2 separate regions of the Homo sapiens genome follow, and region 2 is linked to region 1. Evidence: read pairs that join two places in POLR2A ChIA-PET (ENCODE). Cell type or tissue: B cell. All regions are shown on one strand. Links, peaks and the distances in the headings refer to the core of each region. The heading gives the core; the rest is flanking DNA. Region 1 overlaps ARID4A (AT-rich interaction domain 4A). Region 2 overlaps PSMA3 (proteasome 20S subunit alpha 3).

What was found. ChIA-PET counts read pairs that join two places held together with the same protein. Peaks named below come from ENCODE experiments on the same cell type or tissue, not always from the same donor. Only the 100,000 strongest peaks of a DNase experiment are listed, where the experiment ranks them.
Region 2: POLR2A ChIA-PET joins it to region 1 with 5 read pairs; 6 of 35 experiments call an interaction of 5 or more read pairs at or near these places.

Annotation. Positions count from the first base shown.
Region 1 is chr14:58,350,394-58,358,197 of GRCh38, reverse strand. It overlaps ARID4A (AT-rich interaction domain 4A), which reads right to left. Exons shown (of 24, transcript NM_002892.4): 16 at 6,875-7,125; 17 at 4,343-4,540. Among named protein-coding and RNA genes, the nearest start is that of TOMM20L-DT, 41 kb to the left of the region's middle. In B cell, for the core only: no CTCF peak of the experiment used is centred there; no DNase peak of the experiment used is centred there; H3K27ac peaks cover 1,689 bases.
Region 2 is chr14:58,250,338-58,257,979 of GRCh38, reverse strand. PSMA3 (proteasome 20S subunit alpha 3) reads right to left here. Exons shown (of 11, transcript NM_002788.4): 3 at 5,738-5,861; 4 at 134-235; 5 at 1-55. Among named protein-coding and RNA genes, the nearest start is that of PSMA3, 9.3 kb to the right of the region's middle. In B cell, for the core only: no CTCF peak of the experiment used is centred there; no DNase peak of the experiment used is centred there; H3K27ac peaks cover 1,037 bases.

The DNA of each region.
Region 1 (7,804 bases), core at 960-5,959:
TGGACCCGGCAATTTTTTTAGAGAGGGTCTCACTCTGTTGCCCAGGATGGAGTGCAGAGGCATGATCTCCTGGGCTCAGATGATCCTCCCACCTCAGCCTCCTGAGTAGCTGAGACCACGGATGTACACCATTGCACCAAGCTAATTTTTGTATTTTTTATAGAGACGGGTTTTGCCATGTTGCCCAGGCTGGTCTTGAATTCCGGAGCTCAAGTGATCTGCCCACCTCAGCCTCCCAAAGTGCTAGGATTACAGGCATGAGCCATTGCACCTGGCCTTCTCAAATGATTACTATCACTTTTGATTGTCTATAGTCCAAGTGACTAATCAGGGGCAAATAAGAAATTAAGGTTTCTAGAACTAAATAACAGTTTTTACATTATCTAAATATACAAGTATTTACAGAATTAAGTCAAAATCTAAAAAATGTACAGTTAAGTAAAGAAACAACAGGCAGTCCTTGCTTTAGACCAGGAATGTCCAATCTTTTGGCTTCTCTGGGCCACAATGGAAGAAGAATTGTCTTGGGCCACACATAAAATAACACTAACGATAGCTGATGAGCTAAAAAAAAAAAAAAAAACCATGCAAAAAAATAAAAAAAACTCATGTTTTAAGAAAGTTTATGAATTTGTGTTGGGCCACATTCCAGGCCATGCTGGGCTGCATATGGCTTGTGGGCCACAGGTTGGACAAACTTGTTTTAGACTGTAGCGTATTAATAGAAACTCATGTATCTGGAAACCATATTCTTGCTTTATAAGCCAGTTACCATGGAGATGTACAAAGTAAGGACATGGTTCCTTTATGCATGTATTTCAGTTGACATGGTACCATGACTACCTATACAGATGCTCCTTTACTTATGATGCCATTATGTCCTGATAAACTCATCACAAATTGAAAATATCCTGTCGAAAAATGCATTTAATACATCTAGCCTACTGAACATCACAGCTTAGCTTAGCCTACCTTAAACATGCTCAGAACACTCATATTAGCCTAGAGTTGAGCAAAATCAACTAACACAAAGTCTATTCTATAATAAAGTCTTAAATATCTCATGTAATTTATTGAATACACTGTACAGTACTGGTTGATTAGTCTCATGATTTCTTAGCTGTTTGTTGTGGCTGCACAGTCTGATGAGAGAGTATCATACTGCATATCGCTAGACCAGGAAAAAAAATCCAAATTTAGGCCGGGCGCAGTGGCTCACGCCTGTAATCCCAACACTTTGGGAGGCCGAGGCGGGCGATCACAAGGTCAAGAAATCGAGACCATCCTGGCCAACATGGTGAAACCCTGTCTCTACTAAAAATACAAAAATTAGCTGGGCATGGTGGCGTGCGTCTGTAGTCCCAGCTACTTGGGAGGCTGAGGCAGGAGAATCGCTTGAACCCAGGAGGCGGAGGTTGCAGTGAGCCCAGATCGCACCACTGCACTCCAGCCTGGCGACAGAGCAAGACTCCGTCTTAAAAAAAAAAAAAAAAAAAAATCAAAATTCAAAATTCCATGGCTTCTGAATGCATATAGCTTTTGAACCATTTTAAATTTAAAAAAAAAATTGAAGTTGAACCACTATAAGTTAGGAACTGCCTGTACTATGATTTGAAAACTATCTCTCACTCATTAACCCAGTATCTAGTTTCTAAAACGAGACTGGCTATGAGCATCATATTAGGCTTTTAAACATCTGTACTTTATTAACTTATATGGAAATGTTTATTCATTTGAACATTTACTGAGGGCCTACTAGTATGCACTGTATCAGGAAGTATGTAGAGAATAAACATGGCCAATGCTCTCATGCAACCCATAATCTGTTATAAAAGATAGACATATAGTAAAATCAAGTATAGTCTGGTAAGTGCAATATGTACCTGATCCAGGGCTAACAAAGGGATAACTCTATCCAATTCCATAGGAGGTATCAGACAACCAAGAAGCACAGGCCTGATTTTTAGTGTACTTGGTCCTGGCGACACTGGACAAAGCAATATATCATGTAGGTACTTCTAGCACTAATATTGCTAACAAAGGATAGTCCCAGGATTTCTCAATGAGAGACCAGGACTCTTCTCACACTTCTTACACTTGCAGATACTCCCTTTCAGGAGTCTGGCTAAATTCGTTAGGAACCATGGTGGCTTCATCTCAACTGAACAGGCCAGAATTATACCAGCTTTTAGGAGTAGAGAAGAACAACGAAAAACCATGAACCAGGAGAGTACTAGTTAGGTAATTAATTAGAGAGATGACTAATCCAAAACCTGAGCGTATAATAAAATGACTGCTGAGAAGAGTCATAAAGTAAAACATTAAAAAAATGAGAAAGAAAGATAGGGGAAATTCTAGAAAGCAGAACACAGACATATACAGATGTGAAATAGGAGTGGATAGTTGTGAACTAAAGAATCTGAGGAAGAAAGAAGGCTATCATGTGATGCAACTGGAAATGTAATGACTGAAAGTTGGTATGATATATTCCTTTTCCCCTGAATTCAATAACACATTGTAAAGAAAAGAAAACAGTTAACATTCATGGAGCACTAAGTGCCAGGCATGGTTCTAAGCATTTACATCTGAATACAAATATTATCACTACAGTAGTCCCTGCTTAGCCACAGCATAGTTCAATTACCCATGGTCCAAAAATATTAAGATATTTTGAGAGAAAGACCACATTCATATAACTTTTATTACAATACAGTTATAATTGCTCTATTTTATTATTGTTGTTAATCTCTTACTGTGCTTAATTTATACATTAAACTTTATTGTAGGTATGTATGTATAGGAAAAATCATAGGATATATAAGATTCAGTACTATGTGAGGTTTCAGGCATCCACTGGGGGTCCTGGAACACATTTCCAGCAGATGAGAGGGAACTACTGCATTATACAACACCTCTACAAAATAGGAACTGTATTTTTCCCAGTGTAGAGATGAGGGACTTGAGTTATAACAGAGCACACATCTAGTGTATAGAGAAACCCAGGAGCAGTCTGGCTCCAAATAAATACAGGGCAACCAGAGATATTAAATATGCCAGATTTTGTAAAAGAGAACAAGAAAGGCAGCCCCTGACATTTAGGAACTTGCCTGGCACTATCAGCTGGGCCTTGGTGTTGCTTAGAGCTAGTCTGGCACTCATAGCTAGGCCACACTGTCCTGCTGTTGAAACATGAACAATTTCAAAGAGCATCAACATCAGACAAGTCCATTCTGTGACCATGATGTATCAAAACAGAAACAAGACCATGTCCTAATCGTGTCTGAACACAGAAAAAACAGGAACATTGTCTAATCCACAAAAACGACAAACATCTTCTTTTTCTTGACTAATGTGGGTGATTGCTGTTTCTCTACCAATTATAATGTTACCTTGGTCTAACTGTCTCTCCTTCTAGATAAGATTTATTACGAAAACCAACTATAATTACCCCAACTTCCTGACAGGATCCAATATGGAGCAAAATCTCTTTTTTCTTTTTTTTTTTTTTTATTTATGAGACAGGGTTTCGCTCTATCATCCAGGCTGGAGTACAGTGGTATGATCATAGCTCATCTCAGCCTCCAACTCCTGGGCTCCAGTGATCCTCCCACCTCAGCCTTCTGGGTAACTGGGACTACAGGTGCGTGCCACCATGCCAGGCTAATTTTTAATTTTTTGTAGAGATGGGGGTCTAACTATGTTGCCAGGTCTGGTCTTGAACTCCTGGCCTCAAGCAGTCCTTCCGCCTCCACCTCCCAAAGTGCTGGGATTACATGCAAGAGCCCCCATGCCCTGCCTTTCTTAAACCCTCCCCAAAATCATCTAACGGAAGATCAAATGTAAGTTCTAACGTTCTTTTTTATTAATTAGTCGACTTAGAATTATTACAGTGCTTGACATAGGCTTGATTTCTGATTAATGAAACAAACACTTGCACGGTTGGAAGTTGCAGGCCTGGCTCCCTGCTCATAGTCAGTAATATGTCTCCACAGAATTATGAATTATTGTTTTCCCAAAGATGGTGCCTTGAGCCTCTGTTGATTCATTTAACACCATATTACTAAGATGCCCTATGGTTCCCCTTGCTGTGTGTTCTCCCTCACTATAAATGAGTAATAAATGTAACTTGTTCTAACTACAGGTGTGATCCTGGTAGTCTCTGGCTAGAAGCATTGACACTGCTAGTATAACAGCAGGAATGTCAAAGTCTTGGAAAATTCAGAACCAAGGTGTGCTTTGTAAATATGTACCATTATTTGCTTTCACTCTTCATAACATTAAGTTGATGTTCTATTTAATCATCGAAAAAATTTCAATAGTAAGAAAATAGTTTCTTGCTTACCTGACATTCCATCCATAGTAATGTACCAAATATAAAACTTCTCCGTCATCAATTTCAGTGCTTTTAATACTGGCTTCATAAATTTTCTGAGTCTTCCCTCGTCCATATTTTACTTTCACTTTGGTTCCTGTTAGGCAGGGTTCCATGTCTTCCTCATCTTCCTCTCCTTCAGAGTCACATTTGCTTTCAGTTTCTTCCCTGCAGTAAGTTATAATACTGATAATGCTACTAATAACTTAATGGAGAATAAAATATGCTAAAAGAATCCAACAGGTAGATTATTCACAACCTAAGTATTACCTTAATAACATATCAGTGGAGGAGGAGAAGAAGGAGGAGAAGGAGAAGATTTCTGTGGCCTACTTACTAAGGAATTTATTATGTAAAGGTGCACTGTACCCAAAGTAAATCCATACTTTTTAAAAGCCAATCAAGTCACAGTTAACGATGATCTGTAATAAAATAAGTCACTTCTGACAAAACAAAATAAGAAAAATATGCTCTGAAAAAATTCTTTAGAATTCATATTTAAGTGCCAGCTAACGATGATCTGTAATCAATCACTTTTGACAAAACAAAATAAGAAAAATATGCTCTGAAAAAATTCTTCAGAATTCATATTTAAGTGCCACCTTGTATGTAAAAAAAGATTTAAGGATATTTTGTAACTTCCTGTAACTGAATTATCTTAAATCTGCTTTACTACCAGAATTAGAATAGTTCTTGGCAAGACTAGTTTTTTTGGTGGGCAAAATAATGAACAAGGGCTATCTACCTTAGTAACCATGTCTTTTAAACTAATTTATATTTTAAAGGTTTCCCAGCCCTAACAAAGAAAAGAAATTTGAGTATTAGGTCATTTGTTGACACTGTAGGATACCACCACAAGAACAAAGCTTTACATTTGTGTTGAATTCTATTTGTTTACTCATCTTCCATCGGCTTTTCTTTGTATTGATAATCAGGTATAAGGAAGATTAACACAGGGAGAGCTAAAAATACTTTTAATATTTTTATAATAAAATATTGTGTATCAATCCTGTAAAGACTTATAGGAGAACTGCATCAAAGATCATTCTAGTGTCACAAGCATTAAAAGCTCAACAAGTACTACTGGGCTCTGTAATAAATATAGGGCATTATTTTGGTGATCCCTGGGGGTCCTGACATGAAGCTTTGACAGCCCATTTGTAGTGAGAATGTTTTCTCTTGGAAGGCACCTTCCAATAATAGAGTGATAAGGTAAATTCAAAACTCTATGAGAAAAACTACTTAAAGATAATATTGTTCTTACATTCAAGTCTGTGAAATTTTCTCTAAAATAAATCTTTGTCCATTTACAAAAGAGTTACAGTCTTTTTAAATCACATTTTACATAGATGTATTATATGTTTTATATACATATTACAATATACATATTTTGATGTTTTTCACCTTTGCTTAAATTTTTTGTCCAAATATTTAAAATTCTATACTCACTATACTCAACTCCAATTAGTTCCTCCTACTTTTCCTAATCCTAATTATATTTCATTACAGAACTTTTTTTTACTCACTAACCTAGGTCATATGTAATTGTGATAGCTCCTGTGCCTATTTGTATTTAATCAAATTACCTCTCCCATTCACCAATCATCCTATTTTTCCAAATATTTATTCTCTCAATGGCAGGTCAGTTTTCCCAAATTTGGCTTAACAACTCAAATTTCTAGAAAATTTAATATCACATAATAATAGAAAAATAACTATGGAAGAGAGCTGGTATTACAAGTAAGTATGTTATGTTGTTGCTCATTTAAAATTCATTTTTAGTCGTGTCCTAAAATTAGTAAATCCATTTGACAACACTTACAGAAGCAGCTAATAACTTGGTCAGAGACTACCTTGATCTTGCTGGACTGCCTAATATTTGACTATTTTTAAGTCAGTTCAGTCCATACTTGTCTAATACACAGAAAAAAAATACAGTTTTACTCAACAGCAAACAGGATGGACATTAAAAAATCTGAAATTTATTGGTGTGATGTGGGGCAAGAATGTATTTTCCAAACTAGAATCAGGGGTGCATGCCACATAATCTAATACAATAACTTGAAAAAGAAAAATGTCTTAAAGCTAACACACAGAAACATCTCTAGTACTGTGCACCCATGTGTTTGTTAGCTTTCCCACATTGTACCTTTTTTAAAATGGAATTTTTGCTGTCGCTGTTTCCTCTTGTCCACTTCCTCCATTTTTCTCCAGCTCCCTTCCCTGCTGTCAACTGCAGGACCTTTCTTTTGACTGGGTGGCGCAGCCTTCTTTGAGGCCACTGTTTAGGGCACAAGTGCTATTAAAATGGTGCGACCAGTATATTCTCCAATTCCGAAAGGCAATACACATCATCTTCACAATGTGTCTCACCTTCATTAGACAAGAGGAACGGAAGTCCCAATAAGAAAACATTCCCTCAAACCTGAATCTCTAAGCAGGAACAAAGCGCTGTTGTACCCCAGACAGGTGCTTCTGGAGAACAAACATAAGATAATGTACCTCTCTTGGCTTTTCTCTTCCTCTTCATCTGAGTCTTTGTCAGAATCCTCCTGTTTTTTAATTTTCTTCTCTTTTTGCTTTGGTGTATTTTTTCTCCCCAGTAGTAGCTCATTTTCTTTTTTCTCTGCAGTTTCATAGTCATCATCTACATCCTTATTTTCTGTATCATTATCTTTTAATTTGTCTTCTGTTTTCTCTTCTTCAATTTCCTTTTTAATAGAATTTACATCTCGAGCAATTCTCCTTCGTCCCTAGTAGAGGGGATAAAAGCTTTAAAATAGCTATCACTATAAAGGGGAAAAAAGCAGGAAAAAATATCTTTTCCTTTAACCTTCATAGCAATGTCTCTGGCTTGAAACGTGGCCCTGAAAACCAACTCAAAGGTACCTTTCTCTTCCTTTTGAAAGTAAAAGAATAACTGATAGAATTACTTAATTATGTCCAGGTCTACTTTGGCTATATACTACCTAAGAAATATCTGTCAGAATCTGTTTGAATGAAAAAAGTAAACAACAACAACAAAAAAGAAATAAAAATTTTCTCCTTTGTTTACTACATCATTTTATCTCACTTTTATTATTTCTCGACTATAATAAAAATTTAAAATAAATTATCTAATGTTAATGATAAAACGTAACAATAATAAAACCAATCCCCTGAATTTTGCTTCTTTAAAGGCTCTGTGGTCTCTAATTCTACCGTTAGTAAGACAAAATTTACATTGTCACTGTATTTGTGGATGATTACATTTTTAAAGGACTGAATTGCATCAATGGCAAAAAAGTGAGCAGACTTCTTTGAATGAGTATCTGGAGAGCTCGCTGGGCCAACAGCAATATGTTTTACCACCACTAGCTTCTATCTAGCCCACTGAATGCTGAAATGACCATGACTGGTGAGCAATTTCACTATCTCCTAGGTTCTCCTTCA
Region 2 (7,642 bases), core at 2,643-7,642, 100 kb after region 1:
CAGCACTGTAGAGTGTATATGCATGCACATACATGGCCACTCTGTCTGCAAGATGCTATGGAGGGAAGCAGAAGAGCTTATTAATAAACTTCTATTACTGTCCAAAAGGTTCCTCAATATGTTATCAACTTACTTTTAGTGGAATGTTGTAGCCAAAGTTAGATCTGAAGTTGGAAGCTTCTTCTCTTGCTATGTCTGCTAAAGAACGAGCATCTGCCAACAAACCTGCTACTGCCTGAAAAAAAAGCACCAATTTACTAGAGGAACACATTCCTATCACAAATCAAAGTCTGCAATTAATAAAGACTTATTAAACATTTTTTTAACAAGTATTACCATTCAAAATAAACTTTTTTGGCTTAAAGGTCTCTCTACAAGGCATTTTGATGCTTGAGTATGAAATTATAATTTAGAAATTTAGTAAGTATAACTTCATTGCTTTGTCCAATGTTCATATTCAGGACATTTCCTTTTTTTTTTTTGATACGGGGTCTCGCTCTGTCACCAGGGCTGGAGTACAGTGGCATGATCTCCGCTCACTTCACACTCTGCCTCCTGGGTTCATGCCATTCTCCTGCCTCAGCCTCCTGAGTAGCTGGGACTACAGGCGCCTGCCACCACGCCCGGCTAATTTTTTTGTATTTTTAGTAGAGATGGGGTTTCACCATGTCAGCCAGGACGGTCTTGATCTCCTGACCTCGTGATCTGCCTGCCTCAGCCTCCTAAAGTGCTGGGATTACAGGCGTGAGCCACCGTGCCCGGCCAATATTCAGGACTACTTCTATCATAAATCCTCTTCCCCTGATTTACTACCACTACCTCATTATAACGAATAAAAACCATGGGTCTTGGTCAGATTTTTTTTTTTTTTTTTTTTTGAGACAGAGTCTCACTGTGTCACCTAGGCTGGAGCACAATGGCACCATCTGGGCTCACTTCAACCTTTGCCTCTCAGGTTCAAGGGATTCTCCTGCCTCAGCCTCCCCAGTAGCTGGGATTGGCTAATTTTTATATTTTTAGTAGAGACAGGGTTTGGTTTTGTCATGTTGGCCAGGCTGGTCTTGAACTCCTGACCTCAGGTGATCAGCCTGCCTCAGCCTCCCAAAATGTTGGGATTATGGGTGTGAGCCGCCGTGCCCGGCCCAAATTTGTTCTTTTCTCTAAAGTTATTACAGGTTGAGGATATCTAATCCAAAAATCTGAAATTTAAAACGCTTCAGAATCTGAAACTTTTTGAGTGCCAACATGACACTCAAAGGAAATGCTCAGGCCGGACCTGGTGGCTCACACCTGTAATCCCAGCACTTTGGGAGGCTGAGGCAGGTGGATCACAAGGTCACGAGTTCAAGACCAGCCTGGCCAAGATGGTGAAATGCCGTCTCTACTAAAAATACAAAAATTAGCCAGGCGTGGTTGCAGGCACCTGTAATCCCAGTTACTTGGGAGGCCGAGGCAGAGAATTGCTTGAACCTGGGAGGCGGAAGTTGCAGTGAGCCGAGATCGCGCCACTGCACTCCATCCTGGGCAACAGAGCGAGACTCCATCTCAAAAAAAAAAAAAAAAGGAAATGCTCAGTAGAGCTTTTTGGATTTTGAATTTTCAGATTAAGGATGCTCAGCTGATGAGTATATAATGCAGATATTCCAAAATCGAAAAATATCCGATATACTGCTGGTCCCAAGCATTTTAGACGAGAGATACTCAACCTGTAACTGTTTTGTTCTAAAAGGCACAATCGCAAATCTTTTTTCAGCCTATTGGCTGAATAAACTACAATGATAAACCATTCCTCTTTCAAGATTTGCGGCTTAGAACTGCAGTTACTAGGCCGGGCACGGTGGCTCATGCCTGTGATCCCAGCACTTTGGGAGGCCGAGGCAGGGGGATCACCTGAGGTCAGGAGTTTGAAACCAGCCTGGACAACATGGTGAAACCCCTACTAAAAATACAAAAATTAGTCAGGTTTGGTGGCGGGCACCTATAATCCTACCTACTCCCAAGGCTGAGCCACAAGAATCACTTGAACTCGGGAGGCGGAGGCTGCAGTGAGCCGAGATCACGCCACTACACTCCAGCCTGAGCAACAGAATGAGACTTTGTCTCAAAACAAAAACAAAAACAAAAACAGAATTGCAGTTACTATGTATGTGCCGAGAGGTCCTCAGGCACTGCAGTGAAATCACATGTTAGTGTGGCATATCTTTTTTTTTGAGATGGAGTTTTGCTCTTGTTGCCCAGGCTAGAGCACAGTGGTGCAATCGCGGCTCACCGCAACCTCCACCTCCCAGGTTCAAGGGATTCTCCTGCCTCAGCCTCCCGAGTAGCTGGGAGTACAGGCATGCGCCACCACGCCCGGCTAATTTTTGTGTTTTTAGTAGAGACAGGGTTTCTCCATGTTGGTCAGGCTGGTCTTGAACTTTCGACCTCAGGTGATCCGCCCGCCTTGGCCTCCGAAAGTGCTGGGATTACAGGTGTGAGCCACTGCACCTGGCCTAGTGTGGCACATTCTAAGTTTGGAGAAAAATGTCCAAGTAGTTCCGTTTGAACATTAGATCGTTTTACTACATTCCTTTCAATGCCACCACATCTTTGAGAAGCTTGGCTGTTAGTGGTTGCTGTGAAAAAAAGTAAGTACTGTGCAAAAATCAGTGTGGAACAGGAAATGACAGTGGCCACATCCAAATTTGGGAGGTTGTGCAGTGTATATACTAGAAATTTTGGTTGCTTAAAATAAAACATTTTAATTTTTAAATAAAAATATTTTTCACTATGTGTGTATTTAAAAAAAAAAAACGGCTACTAAGTTTTTAGGATGTAAACACTAAGTTCTTTGGATCTAAATACTTAATAAATGAAACCATTAGGTATTTTCGGCCTAGGGAAGCCATGAGAAAAACTACTGAGACACTTAAGGTACCATAAACCAACCAAGTTTTTGAAACCCTCTAGCCCAGGACAGTTACAGAATTTAAAAGTGGTATCACAATCTTTAATAGCCTTTTTTTCCTACGCTACCCAGTAATAGTAATAATGATAATTACTAAGAGATACTGAGCACTCATTACATGTTAAGCATTTTGCATAATAATTTTTAACCTCACAACAACTGTATGTGCCAAGTACTATTATCACTCTTGTTTTGCAGACAAGGAAACGCGTGTTTAGAATAGCTTCCCCAAGGTAACCCATGCCAGTAAGTTACATCACTTAAAGAATCTTCTGTTGCTTTAGAGAAAGCTTACTGTAAAGTCATATAATTCTCAAATCACTTGAAGATGACAACTGTGGAAGGAGGGAGGATATTAAGTCTTAATTTTCTCCAGCCCTCTTCAATGTCTAATGTTGACAGGGCACATTGGCTCATGCCTGTAATCTCAGCAACTCAAGAAGCTGAGGCGGGAGGATCGCTTGAGCCCAGGAGTTCAAGACCAGCCTGAGCAACACAGCAAGATCATATCTCTTAAAAAAACTAAAAAATTAGCCAGGTGTGATGGCACACTTGTAGTCACAGCTATTTGGGAGGCTGAGGCAGAAGAATCACTTGAGCCCAGGAGCGCAAGGCTGCAGTGAGCTATGATCATGCCACTGCACTCAAGCCTGGGCAACAGAGCAAGACCTCTGTGTGTGTGTACATACATATATATATGCATGCATAATTTTTTTCAAAATATTAACTTTTGCTAGTACATAAAAGAATACAAGATCACCTCCTACTAGCTAGGTTACAATGTAGCAAGTTTCATCAAAACATATCAGTTTCACTGGCAATAATAAATCTGTTCAGCATTATTCTTAGCAAACTAATACAAGAAGAGAAAACCAAAAACCACATGTTCTCTCTTATAAGTGGAAGCTAAATGATGAGAATTCATGGATACAAAGACAGGAACAACAGACAATGGGGCCTACTTGAGGGTGGAGGGTGGGAGGAGGAAGAGGATCAGAAAAAATAACTATTGGGTCCTAGGCTTAGTACCTGGGTGACGAGAAAAATCTGTACAACAACAACAACAAAAAAACAGTAAAAAGAAAATGTATATATACACAATGGAATACTATTCATCCTTTAAAAAGAATAAAATGCTAGGCTGGGCACGCTGGCTCACGCCTATAATCCCAGCACTTTGGGAGGCCAAGGCGGGTAGATCACTGGAGTTCAGGAGTCCGAGACCAGCCTGACCAACATGGTGAAACCCCGTCTCTACTAAAAATACAAAAATTAGCTGGGTGTGGCGGCGTATGTCTGTAATCCCAGCTACTTGAGAGTCTGAGGCAGGAGAATTGCTTGAACCCGGGAGGCAGAGGTTGCAGTGAGCTGAGATCGCGCCATTGCACTCCTTCCTGGATGACAGAGTGAGACTCCATCTCAAAAAATAAAATAAAATCCTGTCATTTGCAGCAAAATAAAAAAATCTGTTCAGGAGAAACATATTGTTGAGATAAAATAATCTTTGAAGAAGAAAAAAATTAGCTTTATGGTTTACTGGTTATACTTTACCAGTACTTTTTGTGTTTGTGTGTAACATTAAATCTCATTTAGATATAAGAAAGCTATCAGCTGAACGATGTGGGTCATATAAGGTGTCTTTTCATTTAGAAAGGGCTCTTGAGTAACATGCAGACCCAAGTTTGAATCCCAGCTTTTCTTTACTTGCTGTGCATCTGTTTTTTCACCTGTGAAAATGGCATTAGGCCGGGCGCAGTGGCTCACGCCTATAATCCCAGCACTTTGGGAGGCTGAGGCGGGCAGATGGATCACTTGAGGTCAGGAGTTCGAGACCAGCCTGGCCAACATGGTGAAACCCTGCCTTTACTAAAAATATAAAAATTAGCTGGGCATGGTAGTGGGCACCTGTAGTCCCAGCTACTTGGGAGGCTGAGGTAGGAGAATCGCTTGAACCCAGGAGGCAGAGGCTGCAATAAGCTGAGATGGCGCCACTGCACTCCGGCCTGGGTGACAGAGCCAGACTCTGTCTCAAACCAAAAAAAAAAAAAAAAGAAAATGACATTGATATAACCTTCACTGGGTTGTCAAGATTAAACAAGGTAATTTATGTAAAGAGCTCCCAGCATAAAACCTAATATAGAGATATTCTCCTTTCTTCCTTTCCTTTTCAGGTGGCAGGGTTAGAATCATTTGATTCTTTTTTTTTTTTTTCTTTCAGTAGTGGTTCTCACTAAGCCAAGTCTGCCATCTATGTAGGGTAACTTTAGTATATACCAGTCATGTATCTATGGCTTGGCTTGCAATTTAGTCACTCATAACTTAGATACCAGCTGCATGAATAACTTAATTTCAGTGATGCCCTATGAAACTATTATGGATGTGTTCACTTTTCCTTTTCATTAAACATCCTTTCCTGATGTTCCACCTTATATAAAGGTGTTCGCTATCTGATGGCATCTTTACTTTGACAGTGATCCCCACAAGAGATACAGAAAGCTAAAGATTCTTCACCTCTCAAGCATATACCTTCATTAGTAATGTGTGCTGCCAAGATCTCATTTCTACGCATACTCCCCAGCCCTCTCCCTCACCTGCTCTTCTTTCAGCAACTTGGTTTTTCCCCCATCACTAATAAGGTTATGAGAATGCTGCCTTTCTACTGGACAGTGAACTGGACAAATGCAGTAACTTGCTCTGATTACTTTTGTGACTGCACAGTGATCTATTCCAATCAGTTACTTCAAAAGAAATTGGACAAGACAAAAAGGAACATTTTAAACATGACCTTACCATTCCAACATGCCGATCAACATTAAAAAGTCTTTTGTTGGAACCTTCTTCATAAAGTTTAGAAAGGACTAATTTTTCTACCCCAAAGACAACACCATCTTTGCATCTGATTCCAATAGCTGTACTGAAACAAGGAGAAGAAAATCAGTTTTTTAACTGAAAATAAAAGAAACTTCATAAACTTAAGTTTAACAAAAAAACAAAATAAGTAACATTTAAGGCATGCCAAATACCTTAAAACATTTGAAAACCAGGAAGAGAAAACACACTAAAGTGTAATAAATACATTAAATCCATATAAATATCATGTGACCCTCCCTCCAGAATCTAGTACATCATTTGACTAAAAATATATTAATATGTAAGTATAAAAATGATGCTAACGAAACACAATATGGCTCAGTGTCTGGCTTATGATAATCATGTTATAAACAAATGTTGACATAAATTCATGTCCATTAAAAATGGTACATAACAGACATAAAAGGTTAGATACAAACTAAAAAGTTAACAGTGACTGCTCTGGGTAGAAGGATTATGATTTATTCTTCCTTTTGCTCATCTCTTTCTTCCAATTTTTCCATAATAAACATATTGCTTCTAATACGTATATAAAAATAAAATATATGTTCTGCTACAACTGTTTAAAATAAAAAGATCTTAAAATAACCTCTTAAGACCAGGCATGGTGGCTCACACCTGTAATCTCAGCACTTTGGGATGCTGAGGCAGGAGGATCTTTTAAGCCCAGGAGTCCAAGACGAGCCTGGGCAACATGGCGAAACCTGGCTTAGCCAGGCATGGTGGTACACGCCTGTAGTCCCAGCTACCTGGGAGGCTGAGGTGAGAGATTGCTTGAGCCCAGTTAGGTGGTGGCTGCAGTGAGCCAAGATTGCACCACTGCACACCAGTCTGTGCAACAGAGTGAGACCCTGTCTCAAACACACACACACACAACCTCAAGTAAAATGTGGAGAAATTACTTGTTGCCATTTCAAGATGAAAATGTGTTACACTTTATTCTTCTATTCCTTTTTGATAAAGGTAGTTCTGATCGGAAACAATAGAGACAAAATAAGCAATGCTTGATTGTACAGTTTTCTGGTAAAATTATCTCAACTTTCTCTTTCTTCTTTTTTTTAATTTTAAAGAAATGGAGTCTTGCCATGCTGCCCAAGATTGAATTGAAGTCTGAGGCTCAAGTAATCCTCTCACCTCAGCCTCAGTAGCTGGGACTACCGGCACAACTTCTCTGTTTTGGATAATAGCATCACCAAGCTCTACATCCTCCATGTTGAGCTTCTATTTACTATTAATTTTTTTCTTCAAAATTTCCTTCATGTCCACTTCTTTACAATAATTATACCAGCATTGGGATCCTTATAATTTCAGGCCTAGATTACTACACCATCTTTTCTACTTCTCTAATCCGTTTAATCTAAGACCAGCCTAATTCCTAGCTGTGTTTCATTTTGCCATAGTCAGAATCTAAAAAGGGATCCACAATCTAAAAAGCAGGGGAATTGTGTTATTCACAGGCCTCTTAAAATCTGATGAAACTATGGCATTTCCTCCCAGAAAAATGAACAACAGATGCACACAACAAATTTTCTAAGAATTTCTGACACTCCTTCCCCAACACTTTAGGTGTCTTCCATGGCTCCCCTTGCAAGTTTAAACTCCTAAGGGTCTGGCAGAACCCCCTGAGCATATTCAATTTCCTGTTATAAATTCTGTACTCTACTGGTTACCTCACTGTCAACCTTCAAAAACCTCATGTTCATTTTTGATTCCATGTCTTTGAGGTTATCCTGGATGCTAGAATACATTTCCTCTTCACTACTGCCTATTTAAATGAATTTCCCCAAAAGGTTTGCAAACTTAGTTGAACTCAAGCAGTACAGG